3 separate regions of the Homo sapiens genome follow, and regions 1 and 3 are each linked to region 2. Evidence: chromatin contacts called from ENCODE Hi-C or POLR2A ChIA-PET data. All regions are on one chromosome and are shown on one strand. Each heading gives the region's core, a stretch centred on a gene start or an enhancer-like site at or near the end of the contact. The rest is flanking DNA. Distances are from core to core; before and after follow the strand shown. Region 1 holds the start of FCF1 (FCF1 rRNA-processing protein). Region 2 holds the start of ABCD4 (ATP binding cassette subfamily D member 4). Region 3 holds the start of COQ6 (coenzyme Q6, monooxygenase).

Evidence for each region. Hi-C counts contacts between places; a loop is a spot of excess contacts on that map. ChIA-PET counts read pairs that join two places held with the same protein, here RNA polymerase II (POLR2A). Pooled maps may share reads with other maps.
Region 1: a map of B cell shows a loop between it and region 2 (23-fold over the local background). The contact joins the promoter of FCF1 here to the promoter of ABCD4 in region 2. A Hi-C loop is called at or near these places in 5 of 168 maps with a recorded cell type or tissue (B cell, CD4-positive, alpha-beta T cell, CD4-positive, alpha-beta memory T cell and 2 more), 7 of 37 single-sample maps with no recorded cell type and 13 of 50 pooled maps.
Region 3: a loop to region 2 is called in a map with no recorded cell type, with 9 times the contacts of the local background. The contact joins the promoter of COQ6 here to the promoter of ABCD4 in region 2. A Hi-C loop is called at or near these places in 3 of 37 single-sample maps with no recorded cell type and 9 of 50 pooled maps. POLR2A ChIA-PET finds 5 or more read pairs at or near these places in 2 of 52 experiments (OCI-LY7 and naive thymus-derived CD8-positive, alpha-beta T cell).

Annotation. Positions count from the first base shown.
Region 1 is chr14:74,711,771-74,714,470 of GRCh38, forward strand. It overlaps FCF1 (FCF1 rRNA-processing protein), which reads left to right and starts at 1,374. Exons shown (of 8, transcript NM_015962.5): 1 at 1,374-1,430; 2 at 1,715-1,782. The coding sequence starts at 1,428. AREL1 (apoptosis resistant E3 ubiquitin protein ligase 1) reads right to left here and starts at 1,310. Exons shown (of 20, transcript NM_001039479.2): 1 at 1,163-1,310. RefSeq lists an enhancer at 1,208-1,487.
Region 2 is chr14:74,301,660-74,304,359 of GRCh38, forward strand. ABCD4 (ATP binding cassette subfamily D member 4) reads right to left here and starts at 1,275. Exons shown (of 19, transcript NM_005050.4): 1 at 1,216-1,275. The coding sequence starts at 1,253. It also overlaps a transcript of VRTN not described here. RefSeq lists a silencer at 1,024-1,103 and an enhancer at 1,364-1,723.
Region 3 is chr14:73,948,907-73,951,606 of GRCh38, forward strand. It overlaps COQ6 (coenzyme Q6, monooxygenase), which reads left to right and starts at 1,396. Exons shown (of 12, transcript NM_182476.3): 1 at 1,396-1,589. The coding sequence starts at 1,427. It overlaps FAM161B (FAM161 centrosomal protein B), which reads right to left and starts at 1,188. Exons shown (of 9, transcript NM_152445.3): 1 at 1,067-1,188. The coding sequence starts at 1,120. RefSeq lists enhancers at 1,078-2,078, 1,095-1,154.

The DNA.
Region 1 (2,700 bases), core at 124-2,623, 410 kb after region 2:
AGATGCAGATAGATTAACTCACCCAATGTCATGGCGAGTTATAAGGCAGAGCAAGGATTTTAACCCCATCAGTCAGACTCCAAAGTTCGTGTTAAACAATAAACGTGTTTTCATCATAAGGGTTATACAATGGTCACCTTCTTTTTTAAACCTGATAACATATTTTACTTCCAACTCTAGGATAGCATCATGCAATAAGAAAAGTATGACAGAGGTACCCATTCCGTTCCCAGCTTGATCAGTAGCTGGAGAATGGAAGACAAAGTGCAAAAAAAAAAAAAAAAAAAAAAAAAAAAAGAAAAAAAAAGAAAGAAAGAAAGAAAGAAAAAGAAAAAAAGAAATACAAGTACAGACTTTGGAATCACGAGACTCAAACAGACCCCTGAACAAAGTCTGGGGCTCAATTTCCCCATATGTAAAATAAAAGAATTTATGTTATTGAGAAGGTCAAAGAAGGTAATATGAATAAAGTGACAAGTACAGTATACAGGATGGGGGTTTTCATTTAAAGTTTACAGACACCCAGAGGGTCCACGGATGGGCTTCAGAGTCCACCAATCTCATTAAGTGTATTACAAACTGTATGTGTGCCCATTTTTTAAAGAATTGTTCCTGGCTTTCCACAAACTTTCAAGAAATAAGTTATCTCCAAAAAGTTAAGAACCACTGGAATACATAGCAGGTACTCAAAGAAAAAAGCTACCTTTCGCTCCTTGTTCTCACAAATTCTCCCTTTTTACTTAAAGATGACACACCAAGGCTTCACAATAAATGTGCATTGTATCTCACCATTTTCTTGGCTTGGGTAAGTAGTAACATATGCAAGCTTATGCCCCAATTCTCTAGCGATAGTCTAGGCCCTCAAACACTGCTTCATTTCTCTCTTCACCGAGAGGAGTACACGGTATATACTCGAGAACAATCATCCACCTAGCTGCACAAAGCACCATATCGGCTAGGAAAACCAAATAGGAACCACAGCCTCAGGGCTGGACCATAGACACCGGATACCCCAACGCTACAGGGTGAGGAGAATGTGTTCCCCCAAACTACTGGGCAAACCAGGAGTCTGAACCCCCCTACCCTTTTCCTCCCTCTCTCTCTGGAACTCTGGTAAAGGCAGGTCTTCTGGGCTCTGCCTAAGGCTGGAGAGAAACGTTACCCGAGCCGGGGGTTGCAGCGCGACGAAGTTCCACCTCCGCTGTCCTGGGAAGGGGCGGCAGCACTCAGCAGAAGACGGGCTCCCCACTCTCCCACCAACAGACCCCAGAGTTGGTCTCCACCCGGCCTGGGAACCGGCTCGGGGGATTGCCCTTTCCCCAAGGAGTTTCCGCTTCCGGGCTATCCTTTGCCGGAAGCAGTATGTGAATGACGTAGAAGTATTGCGCCGTTGGTGATTACGGAAGAACCAGGAGTTTGGCGTGACCATGGTGAGAGAAGACGGTCCAAGAAGGGACGTTATCAGGCCACTTTTTGGGTGGAGAAGGAGGTAGTCAGACCGTGGCCAAATTTCCTTCACATTATCCTAGCATATTTTCATTCTGGTCTTAGCTCTTAAACTTCTCCAAGCGGTGACTGTTATGCTTTACAGAGTGGGGAAGAGGGTCTGGGTTATTTGAGGCAAGAAGGGAAGGCAATAGACAAGAGAAAAGAAGAGACTTTAAAAGATGCCGTGTGTTTCCAACTTTTTTAATTCTAAAATTTCTGTTTCAAGGGGAAGCAAAAGAAAACAAGGAAGTATGCGACCATGAAGCGAATGCTTAGTCTCAGAGATCAGAGGCTGTGAGTGTCTGGAATCAACTGCCCAGGGATATTCTAATAAGAGTCTAGAGAGGATAAGTAGTAAAAATGTTTGTTGTTATTATTTTGTTTTTTGCTTATTATCGTGTCTTAGATTTATATAGCATGAGATAGCCAGTGTTTAACAGTAATTTAGCTGCTGAGCGATCACACTGGGAAAGGCGATGGGAATTAAACATTTCTTAAGTGTTCACTTTTTCTACCGTTATATGCTTTGTCTGCCATATCGCATTTAAACCTCATGTCAGTTCGGTGAAGTCCGTATAGTTCTCTTTATGTTTTTACCATTACACTACTACATTCCCCTGGGGTGGGGCGAGGGGAGTGTTTCTTGTTGAAAGATGGCAAGGTTAGAGACCTTGTTTGTCTGGCGTTTCCAGTGCCTGGTACTCAAATATTTTTGTCAGAGAAAATGGGAAAACTCCAAGATATCTCCATTTTATAAGTCTTACTAATATAAGAATCCAAATCACTGTGGAAGAAGAAAGTGAAGTGAAATTCCCTAGTATGAAGAGGATCAAAGCGGTGTCCCTGCTTAAGTGTAGAATAAGCATAGCTATTAAATAAAGACTGATCTTCACTGAGTTTAAGAGTCTCAGAAAGCCGGGCGCAGTGGCTCACGCCTGTAATCCCAGCACTTTGGGAGGCTGAGGCGGGTGGATCACCTGAGGTGAGGAGTTCAAAACCAGCCTGGCCAACACGGTGAAACCCTGTCTCCACTAAAAATACAAAAAAGAGTCTCAGAATAAGAGAATAGTCGTTAAAACCTTCAGAATTATTATTCTCAGCCTTTAGTGTGGATGTATTGTGTAATTTTTAGGAATGACACTCCATTAATAATAATTTCTTTCTAGTTAAGGGTTAAGTTCTGTATATGCGTTTTTACATTTTAGCCCTTTA
Region 2 (2,700 bases), core at 25-2,524:
ACTTCGGGAGGCCGAGGCGGGTGGATCACCTGAGGTCAGGAGTTCAAGACCAGACTGGCCAACCCCCCCATCTTTGCTAAAAATACAAAAAATTAGCTGGGTGTGGTGGCGCGCGTCTGTAATCCCAGCTACTCAGGAGGCTGAGGCAGAAGAATCGCTTGAACCCGAGGCGGAGGTTGCAGTGAGCCGAGATCATGCCACTGCATTCCTGCCCGAGCAACAAGAGCAAAACTCCGTCTCAAAAGAAAGAAAGAAAGAAAGAAAGAAAATGTACACGATGGGATACCACCTTACACCCCCCAGACTGATAAACATTACAAAACCAGCCGCCACTGAACGATGGAGGGATACCGGGAAACAGGAAGCTTTATGCACTGCCCGTCGGGAAGTATAAACTAGTGTGACCATTCCAAAGAACAATCCAGCAAAATTAGATATGACCAGGACCCAACTCTGGGGTGGATACCCAGAGAAATGCAACAATATGCACAAGGAGACAACTGCCAGAATATTCGTTACAGTGTGGCTTGTGGGGGTGTTAATACTAGAAAAAAATCTATCCACCACTAGGGGAATAAGTCTATGCACACAGCACCCCTCATGCAAGCACTCAGAAGTGAAAACAAGATGACTAGCATGGATGGACTCAAAAACACAATGTTGAGGAAAAAGGTTTAAAGAAAAATCACAGCATATTATATTGAAGAATTCGAAACCGCTATATAGATTTCAAAGTAACACTTGCACAAATTTACCCAAGGTGGACCGTAAAGCCACTTATATAACACACCAGAGTGGCTGTCTGAAAAGGGGAGTGAAAGGGGTCTGGGAATAGGAACGAAGAGAGGAAGTGATAAAATAAACAAGGAGCCTTGCATTGGCCCACAGGGTGTCAAGAACTGAGAAGGATCAACTCAATTTTGTGCACCTGAGGTTCTTCTTTTCAAAAAAAGAATGCCAGTTGCGAGGGTGAGGGTCCCACACCGCAGGAGATGGCACAAGTCCGGCCAAGAACGGAGGGGGCCGCGGCCGGTGCGGAGCGGCCTAGAGCGGCGGGAGGGCGGACGCCCCTTCGAGAGCTCCTCTTTCTCTCAGAAGTCACGGGGGCGAGACGGGGGCGCCAGGGCGGCGGACGAGGCACGGAGGGCAGGAAAGCCCATTCCCTACAGCCCGGAACTCCTGCTCCCAAACCTCCTCCCCGACCGCCCTGCTTACCTGGCGCCAGCTCCGGGCGCGGGCCCCGCGACCGCCATGACCTGAGACCCGAGGGACTCTGGAGCCCAGCTGCCCCTAGTTCAGTACTGGGTAGAGTCCGAGGAGGGGCGGGGCCCCGGCTACCACAGAGACGGCGTTTGATAGAGAGGAAGGTGCGGGAGACGCGGACTCTCCCGGAAGCGACCGACGTCTCTAAAAGTACCAGAGAGTGGACTCGGCTGACCCGGCGGCTACAGCGCCCCCATATTTTCTGGGAGACTTCCCTTTTGACAATAGGTATCCGAGAGTGTAACTACTTTATGGCAAGTATTTTAGATTCTGTGTATAATAGATGTTTTACATATTCTCCCAGAGAAGCCAGCATGATCTTTAAAAAAGTATAAATTAGGCTTCCAGCCGGGCCCGGTGGGTTACTCCTGTAATCCCAGCACTTTGGAAGGCCAAGGCGGGAGGATCGCTTGAGCCCAGGAATTCAAGACCAGCCTGGGCAACATGGCAAGACCCCGCCTTTACAAAAGACAAAAGCATTAGCCGGGGATGGTGGCGAGCGCCTGTGGTCCGAGCTACTCTGGAGGCTGAGGCAGGAGAATCACTTGGGCCCGGAAGGTCAAGGCTGCAGTGAGCCGTGACTGTGCCACTGCACTCCAGCCTGGGCGACAAAGAGAGACCCTGTCTCAAAAACAAATAAATAGATGATAATGATCGATAGATAAGATAGATAGTTGAATGAATGAAATGCTTATCAGTTGACTGATTAGTACCCAAAGGGAGGTGGGAAATGGCTCAAAAAAAACCCAAACAGCATGATCCCACAGGTCCCTAAATTTGAATCTGGATGTGTCTTCTCACTTTCCTCCAATCCTTATTAAGTTTCAACTGCAAGCCAAACACTCTACAACATGCATGTATCACTTGTCTTTATGAAAGTTGCAGTCTAGCTGGGTAGGTCAATCAGTTGACAATTACAGATTTTTTTTTTTTTTTTTTTTTTTTTGATACGGAGTGTTGCTTTTGTTGCCCCGGCTAGAGTGCAATGGCGCGATATCGGCTCACGGCAACCTCAGCCTCCCGGATTGAAGCCATCCTCCTGCCTCAGCCTCCCGAGTAGCTAGGATTACAGGCATGTGCCACCACGCCCAGCTAATTTAGTATTTTTAGTAGAGACAGGGTTTCTCCATATTGGTCAGGCTGGTCTTGAACTCCTAACCTCAGGTGATCTGCCCGCCTTGGCTTTCCAAAGTGTTGGGATTACAAGAGTGAGCCACCGCTCCTGGCCTTTTTTTGTTTTTGTTTTTGTTTTAGACGGAGTTTCGCTCTTGTGGCTCAGGCTGGAGTGCAATGGTGCTATCTTGGCTCACTGCAACCTGTGCCTCCCGGGTTCAAGCGATTCTCCTGCCTCAGCCTCCCGAGTAGCTGGGATTACAGGCATGCACCACTATACCCGGCTAATTTTGTATTTTTAGTAGAGACGTGGTTTCTCCATGT
Region 3 (2,700 bases), core at 146-2,645, 350 kb before region 2:
CACCACACCTGGCTAATTTTTTTTTTTTTTTGAGACGGAGTCTCGCTCTGTCGCCAGGCTAGAGTGCAGTGGTGCAATCTTGGCTCACTGCAACCTCCACCTCCCGGGTTCAAGTGATTCTCCTGCCTCAGCCTCCCGAGTAGCTAGGACTACAGGCGCGCACCACCATGCCCAGATAATTTTTTGTATTTTTTTGTTTGTTTGTTTTTGTTTTTGAGAGAGTTTTGCTCTTGTTGCCCAGGCTGGAGTGCAATGGCACAATCTCGGCTCACTGCAACCTCCACCTCCCAGGTTCAAGCAATTCTCTTGCCTCAGCCTCCCGAGTAGCTGGGATTACAGGCATGTGCCACCACGTCCAGCTAATTTTGTATTTTTTTTAGTAGAGACAGGGTTTCTCCATGTTGGTCAGGCTGGTCTTGAACTCCTGACCTCAGGTCCCAAAGTGCTGCATTACAGGAGTAAGCCACCGCACCCGGCCAATTTTTGTATTTTTAGTAGAGACGGGGTTTTGCCATGGAAACCAGCCTGGTCTCGATCTCTTGACCTCATGATCCGCTTTCCTTGGCCTCCCAAAGTGCTGGGATTACAGGCGTGAGCCAGCGCGCCTGGCCAATTTTTTTTTTTTTTTTAAATTTTTAGACGGAGTTTCACCATGTTGGCCAGGCTGGTCTCGAACTCCTGACCTCAGGTGATCCACCCGCCTCGGCCTCCCAAAGTGCTAGGATTACAGGCGTGAACCACCACGCCCGGCCAAATTTGGGGAGCAATTTTCTTAATCTCTTTGTGCCTCAGTTTTCTCTTCTACAAAAATGAGACGACAATTGTACTACTGGTCATAGAGTACTAAGAGGATAAGCGAAAACTGAGTGACATTGCCTATCAAGAGCCTCGTATAAAGTCCGAGAGGTTCAGGTCTGTAAGTCAGAGTCCGCCTCCTGGTCCCTAAACGCTCATTTTAATCCCACGCCCCTCCGTGACACGCCCCTGCTGTCTGTCTCCAAGGCAACGCCCAACAGTTTCCTCTCCGGGATTCCTTTCCCGGGGGCAGTCTCTTTTCTCTCCTCACCTGACGGCTCCCCTCCGCGCCTCCGGGGGCTCCCTCAGGCCTCCCCACGGTCATTTCAGCTGGACAGAGGCAGCAGCGACAGTGACAGCGATAGTGGCAGCAGCGGTGGCAGCGAGAGCTATGCGGGGCCAGGGTCCACCCCTTTCTAGCTTTGGCGTCTGGTTGGCTTCCAGGGCAGCCTCCGATCCATCCCGCCCGAGGAGGCAAGGTTCGTTTTCCGATTGGCCTATTTTCTCCGCGCATTTTATTTCCGGTTCTGAGGACGCCGCGGAAGCGGGACGGGATTGGAGTGCTCTGCTCCGGACGCACTACGTAGGTGGGCCTGCGGGAGTTCTGAGTGCGACGGCGCAGGTCTGCACCATGGCGGCCCGGCTTGTCAGCCGATGCGGGGCTGTGCGTGCAGCTCCCCACAGCGGCCCGCTGGTGTCCTGGCGCAGGTGGTCCGGCGCCTCAACAGACACCGTGTATGACGTGGTGGTGTCGGGTGGAGGCCTGGTGGGCGCTGCCATGGCCTGTGCCTTGGGTAAGCCCTTCTCCAGGCTACTAGTGGCCGGAAACCGGGCCGCGGAGGCACGATGAGAGCCGTGAGAGCCCTAGCACGACTTGCCCAAAGACAATTTCTCAGGTCTCGCGACGCTTCTCCCCTCCCCTCCTAGAGGAACCCCAGGGCACGCCGGAATGCGTGTGGTCCTTCAGGGTCCATTAGGGTCAAAAGTGGGAGGGGCGTTCAGAGTCTGTTCTACTCATGGGAAAACAGGCCTTCCCGGGGTTATTTATAAATGAGAGTTCCAGTTTCTCCAGATCCTGGACAGTACTTGTCATTGTCTTTTTGTTTATAGACATTCTAGTGGGTGTAAGTAAAGTGGGATCTCCAGGTTTTGACTTGTATTTCCCTAATGATTAATGATGTTGAATATCCTTTCATATGTTTATTGGTCATTTGTATATCTTCTTTAGAGAAATGCCTATTCAGACCCTTTGCCCGGTTTTTAATTGAGCAGTTTGTCTCTTGAATACTGTGGTAAGAGTTATTTTTATTTTTTGAGACAGGGTCTTCCGCTGTGCCCAGGCTGCAGTGCAGTGGCACGATCACGGCTCACTGTAGCCTCAACCTCCCTGGCTGAATTGATCCTCCTGCCTCTGCCTCCCAAATAGCTGGGACTGCAGGAATGCGCCACCACTCGGCTGATTTTTGTATTTTTTTGTAGAGACGAGGTCTCACTATGTTGCCCAGGCTGGTCTGGAACTTCTGGGCTCAAGCAATCCACCTGCCTCAGCCTCCCAAAGTGCTGGGATTACCGGCATAAGCAACCCTGCCTGGCCATTATTTTGTTTATTCTGTATAAGTCCCTTATCTGATAAATGACTTGCAAATATTTTCTTCCATTTTGTAGTCTTTTCACTTTTTTTTTTTTCCCTGAGATGGAGTTTCGCTCTTGTTGCCCAGGATGGAGTACAATGGCACGATCTCAGCTCACTGCAACCTCTGGGATTACAGGCTTGTGCCACCATGCCTGGCTAATTTTTGTATTTTTAGTAGAGACGGGGTTTCACCATATTGGCCAGGCTGGTCTCGAACTCCTGATCTCGTGATCCACCTGCCCCTTCCTCCCAAAGTGCTGGGATTACAGGCA